Linked DNA regions of Homo sapiens: region 1 is linked to region 2. Evidence: chromatin loops called from intact Hi-C (ENCODE). Cell type or tissue: IMR-90. All regions are shown on one strand. Each heading gives the region's core, and the rest is flanking DNA. Links, peaks and the distances in the headings are about the cores only. Region 1 overlaps LOC124903071 (a long non-coding RNA gene). Region 2 overlaps TAFA2 (TAFA chemokine like family member 2).

Region 1 (2,933 bases), core at 306-2,805, 1.7 Mb before region 2:
ACCAGTCACCTAATCCAATGGGCAATGTACAGATTACCTGAAGGCTGATCATTCAGCCCTCTTGCTGTCTAATACACATTATCCATATCTAATTATAAACTACTACAGATTTTTATTACTTTTCCAGTGTCAGCATGTAGCTTAAAATATGAAAGTCAAACTTGAAGTCTTTATCGTACTGAACTTATTCATTATATACTCACCCTCCTCTTTGTTGCACTCTTGATATACTTAATTTTTAAAAATCCACACTCATTTATTATTTTTGTTCTTTGCTGTAAATTCTATCCATAAACTAAAATACTTAATATCATTTTTAGAATATCTTGATCAATCCACCGTTTGCCTGTTTCATTCTAAATATGTAATCACCTGAGAAGTACTCATCCCATCTTCTAATTTCAATACCATATATATGTTAATAGCACCAAGGCTTTATTTATAACTCACCTTTAAATTTTTACAGTAGGTACCCAGCAAATTCATGCTGAATAAAGGAATAAATGAGTAAATAAAATAATGGACATTAAAGTATTCAATACATCCCAAAGCTCCAAAAATAACAGTTGTTATAATTATACAAAAAGGCATGCAGCTCCATGTGCTTCTAGAAGTTTCTTTGTTTTGCAGGTCTATTTAAATGATTGAATCACTTTATATTTTTGTATAGTCTGAAATATTCATGTTTACAATTAATTTAATTATAAGGAGATTGTTTTTCTTTCTCATTTGTGTTTTTACCCAAATATTGACACTAGTTTTGTTTTTATTTCATTTTAATAGGGATCAACTGGTTCTGACTGGCAGCTTGCCATTAGAAGGGGGTGAACTACCTATTATGATCCTGTATTAAATTAATTGGAAAGAGTTTATGTTTTCAGTATTCCAGCATGCTCGAAGTTTAAGATGCAGACAAGGAAAACAAGGCAGCCTAGAGAACATTTACCTTTGCATATTCTCATACAATTTTTATCCATTTTGCTTCTCTTAATAAACTTTACACAATCACTGCCTGGAAATGTATTTGGTTGTGTGTTTGCTTTGGAATTCTGACCTTTCACTGTGTGCATCAAAATGATTTGCAACAGTTTGTTTATTGAATGACTTTAGCAAATTCAGCCATCTTCAAAATCACCAGTTGCTATTTCTAAAAGCAGGTAGATTTAAAATGAGCTGCCACTGTTTGCCAAATGTAGAAGTGTCAAAATGTTCCCAGTGAATAACATCACTTATTACACTGTAAAAATGTACTTTGGGAGCATTATTTACACACAGCTCATTTCTAACCTACATTTGGAACTTGGACTAATTTTAAATGGGCCAACATGCCATTTTTATATATTGACGAGAACTCTTTCTAAGCAAGCCAAGTAACACCTGAAAATAATTTTTAAATCACTCCTCATTGGAAAGATACCACATAGAAACCATTTACAGGTAAGATTGCCAGATGAAAGCATTTAATTATTCTGCTTTTAGAAAGGATATTAAAATTCTGGGCCAATAGCTTGTGATACTTCATTTGAAGTAGTCATACCTCACTTAGTGAGTCACAGGGATAAGTTCTGAGACATGCGTTTAGGTGGTTTTTCGTGCAAACATCATAGAGTGTACTTACACAAATCAAGATGGCATAGCCTACTACACACCTAGGCTATATAGTATAGCCTATTACTTCTAGGCCACATGTCTATACATCATGTTATTGCACTGAACACTGCAGGCATTTATAACACCATGGTAAGTATTTGCATATCTAAACATATTTGAACATAGAAAAGTTACAGAAAGAATATGGAATAAAAATAAATACGGTACATGTATACAGGACACTTATCTCGGTTAAAGCTTACAGGACTGGACATTGCTTTGGATGACTCAGTAAGTAAACAGTGAGTAAATGTGAAGGCCTGCAACATTACTGTGGACTACTGTAGACTTTAAACACTGTACACTTAGGTTATACTAAATTTTAAAAAATTTATTTCCTCAGTAATAAATTAAACTTAGCTTACTGAAACTGTTTTACTTAAATGATTTTAACCTTTTGGACTCTTGTAATAACACTTAGCTTAAAACACAAACACACTGTACAACTGTACAAAAATAATATAATTCAAATATATTTTTCTAATTTTAATTTTTTATAATTATTGTTTACTTTTTAAACTGGTTAAAAATAAAAGACAAACACATATATTAACCTAGGCTTACACAAGATCAGGATCATCAATATCACTATCTTAACACTTCCCTATCTTGTCCTACTGAAAAGTCTTCAGGGGCAAAAACACTCACGGAGCTGTCATCTCCTATGACAACAATGAGTTCCTTTGAAATTCCCTTTGAAGGACCTCCCCGAGGTTGTTTTACAGCTACCTTTTTTAGTAAGTAAGAAAACATGCTAAAATAATGATAAAAATATAGTATAGTAAGTACATAAACCAATAACTTTATTATTTTCAAGTATTATGTACTATACATAATTTTACATGCTATACATTTTTATTGAATCAAAACATTTTACATATTTAGGGGCTGCATGCATCTGTTCCATGAATAGATTGTGTAATAAAGTCAAGATATATGGGGTATCCATCATCTTGAGTATTTATCATTTTGGTTTTGGTAACATTTCAATTCCTCTCCTCTAGCTACTTTGAAATGTATAATACAATGTTGCTAACTATAGTCACCTTACTCTGCTACTGAATTTTGTTGCTTATTTGTTCTATCTAACTGTATATTTGTACCCACTAATCAACCTTTCTTAAATTCCCTACTCCCACCTACATACACTTCCTATTCTCTGGCATCTATCCTTCTATTCTCTACCTCCATTCGATCAATTATTTTAGTCGCCATATATGAGAGAGAATATGCAGCATCTGTCTTTCTGTGCCTGGCTTAACATAATAACCTCCATTTTCATC
Region 2 (2,933 bases), core at 113-2,612:
ATGTGTATATCAAAACATTATGCAATATACCATATATATACACAATATAAATGAATAAATGAATGAATGGAAGAAAAGTTCTAATTTTATTGCTATCGTCTCCACTTTAGCCTTGCTTCTTCCTTCCTTCCATTTCCAATGAGATCTTAAATATAGATTATTTGTGACTTCAGAATACAGATATGTTTCTGGAAATTCATATAGAAAATAATTTAATGTAAAATAGAGGAAATGCATGTTTAATTCAGTTACATGCATATAGCATTTTCTAGCTTACTAGAAACTTTAATATGAAATTTTAGCATGAAAGTGCTTTCATTGACTATACACCACACATATTATAGATAATCTAGTTCAAACTATTCATTCTGAGAGCAGGAAAATTAGCACCAGAGAGGATCAATGTTTTCTCTAAGGTTATAGGGATAAACTAGAAAGCAGGTTCCCTCTCTGTCATCCTGCTTTCTTTCCATTAATCCACAAAAATACTATATGGATTTTACAGATAAGCAAAGTGAGGTGTAGACAGTTCATTTGCCCTAAGTTGCACAAATAGTAAGTGATGCAACTCAAGTTCGATGTCCTTCTGATTCGTATATCTGCCAATGAAAAAACATGTCTGAGAAAGAAATAACTGCAAAATCCAAAAATAAGTCTTAATCTACCCTCAAATCATCTACTTATTAAAATTTACAATTCATCATTTTCCTATCAAGCTCTATTAAGCAAAATAAACTTCAACATTTTCATTTTTATAATACTATGAAGACTCATAGCACAGCTTTATTGTATTTCTTTCTTCTCTCAATTTATTAAAACTACTTCAATCTCTCTTAGATGATTTGAACAGTATAAAATCTACCCTGGTGATGGTAGTACTGACTAGATCCTAAATTTCTTTCCATTTTGATGATACTTTTGTTTTGTAAACCAAGCACATGAGATTTGAAAGTTTATCAGTGGTTTGTTTTGTTTTGTTTTTGTTTTTGTCTTTAAACCTTCCTATTTCATCACTGCTTTTTGTTGACAAAGGCAAACAGGGTTGTGAAGCGTGCCCTCTGCTGGTAAGAAGAGGAAAATGGTCATACTTCAAACCAAAGCGCTCCTATAAATTTCACGTGGATAGCAGATGTATCTAAAGATCCGAAATAGAGTAGCCTACAAATGATTGATTTAGAAATAACTATCATGTTATAATAACATAATTATATATAATATCATATACACTTAAAATGGGAGATAAAATAGATTTACAAGGCACTGAATAGTAATATTTATATTTGTTCCAGCATTTTATGTTTGCTTTACTACTAACTAAAGTCTAAGAGAGGCTACAACTAGGAAGAGAAAAGGGAAATCATACTCAGATGGATGGAGCCACCCAATGTTTTTCCATATTTTACCGAGGAAACTGTCAATAGTTTATCAGCTTCAAATATCAATTGCAAGCACTGACATTGTCATTTAAATGGAAGTCACCAAATTCAGTGACCAATATATCTTCTCCCCAACCCATTTTCTATCACAATTCATTAGTAAGCCCCCATCAACCATTTTAATATCTCCTTGCAAGGAAAAAAGGGAGACAGATCCCTAACTCATCACAAATGTTCATTACAAGTGTGTGCTTCAGACATCTGCAAGTTACTTAAACTAACAACTATAAACTTATTATAATATTTCTTATCTCATAAGACTAAATGGACTATATATTTCTTTTTATGAGGTGTTAAGAAATGAATCTTGCCTGTGAAGCATGATTGAAGGAAACTCTGGGAAGGGTGATGAAGATGCGTCCTGTGTGATCTGTCACCTGGCCACCTCTCTACCATTCTTCCTGGCCCCCATGCTCCTTCTGCTCCAGCCACACTGACCGCTTCCTATTCCTGGAGCATGCTGAGCATGTCATCTCCCAGGGGCTTTTGCATTTTCTGACCCCTATGATTGTAATGTTCTTTACACACATAGACACACAGCCTCGTCTTACAGCTCATTTAGGGCATAAATGTTCCAACATCAAAAAGACCTTCCTTTATTACCCTATACGAAATCACCACATCCTCTTACCCTGATCTTCATAATATATATTACTTGTTACTATCAAAGTGATTTTGTTTTATTTATAATCTGTATCTTCCCACGAGGAAGCAAGCTTTGTGAAGCAGAGACTTAACTTATGTGGTTCACTGTTCTGTTCACAGTGACTGGAAGAGAACCTAGTTCATAGTAGGTCATAAATATTTGATGAATGGATAAGTAAATGAACTTATCAGGAACACTACAGAGATAATTTCTGCTTTGAATGGGAGAGTGATCTAATGACTTCCAGGGCCCCATTCTGTAATTTTATAAAGATAGCTCATCTTGAAAAAACAGACCCCATCTTCTTTCTTTTGATTGCTAGTACTACACTTTCAGAAGTGTACTTTTTTTAAAGTTTTACTTTCTTTTAAATTGATACATAACAATACGGGGTACAGTGTGATATTTACATACATGTATACACTGTATAATGATCAAATCAATGTAATTAGCAAATCCATCACCTCAAACATTTATCATTTCTTTGTGGCGAGAGCATTCAAAATTCTCTCTTCTAGTTATTTTAAAATATACAATACTTTATCATTAAATATAGTCAAGCCTACTGTCCAAAAGAACATAAGAACCTATTCCTCCTAATTGGAATTTTGTACCCAATTGCCAACATTTCCCCATTCCTCTATCCTTCCCAGCCTCTGATAACCACTATCCTCTCTACTTCTATGAGATCAGCCTTTTAAAATTCCACATATGAGTGAGATCATATGGTATGTGTCCTTCTGTGTCTAGCTTATTTCACTTAACATAAGGTCCTCATAACTCTTTACAAAGAAATAAAGTATAAGCAAATCAACTAAATGAATTTGGGAACACCATGAAAAAAGTTTGAT

The links. Peaks named below come from ENCODE experiments on the same cell type or tissue, not always from the same donor. Only the 100,000 strongest peaks of a DNase experiment are listed, where the experiment ranks them.
Region 1: it touches region 2 in a loop (5-fold over the local background); 2 of 110 quality-filtered maps call a loop at or near these places.

The regions. Positions count from the first base shown.
Region 1 is chr12:60,264,864-60,267,796 of GRCh38, forward strand. LOC124903071 (a long non-coding RNA gene) reads left to right here. Exons shown (of 2, transcript XR_007063566.1): 2 at 784-1,019. Among named protein-coding and RNA genes, the nearest start is that of SLC16A7, 670 kb to the left of the region's middle. In IMR-90, for the core only: no CTCF peak of the experiment used is centred there; DNase peaks (open chromatin) are centred at 1,578 and 1,868.
Region 2 is chr12:62,005,263-62,008,195 of GRCh38, forward strand. All of the region lies in intron 1 of TAFA2 (TAFA chemokine like family member 2), which reads right to left. Among named protein-coding and RNA genes, the nearest start is that of TAFA2, 190 kb to the right of the region's middle. In IMR-90, for the core only: a CTCF peak has its summit at 1,062 (motif pointing left); no DNase peak of the experiment used is centred there.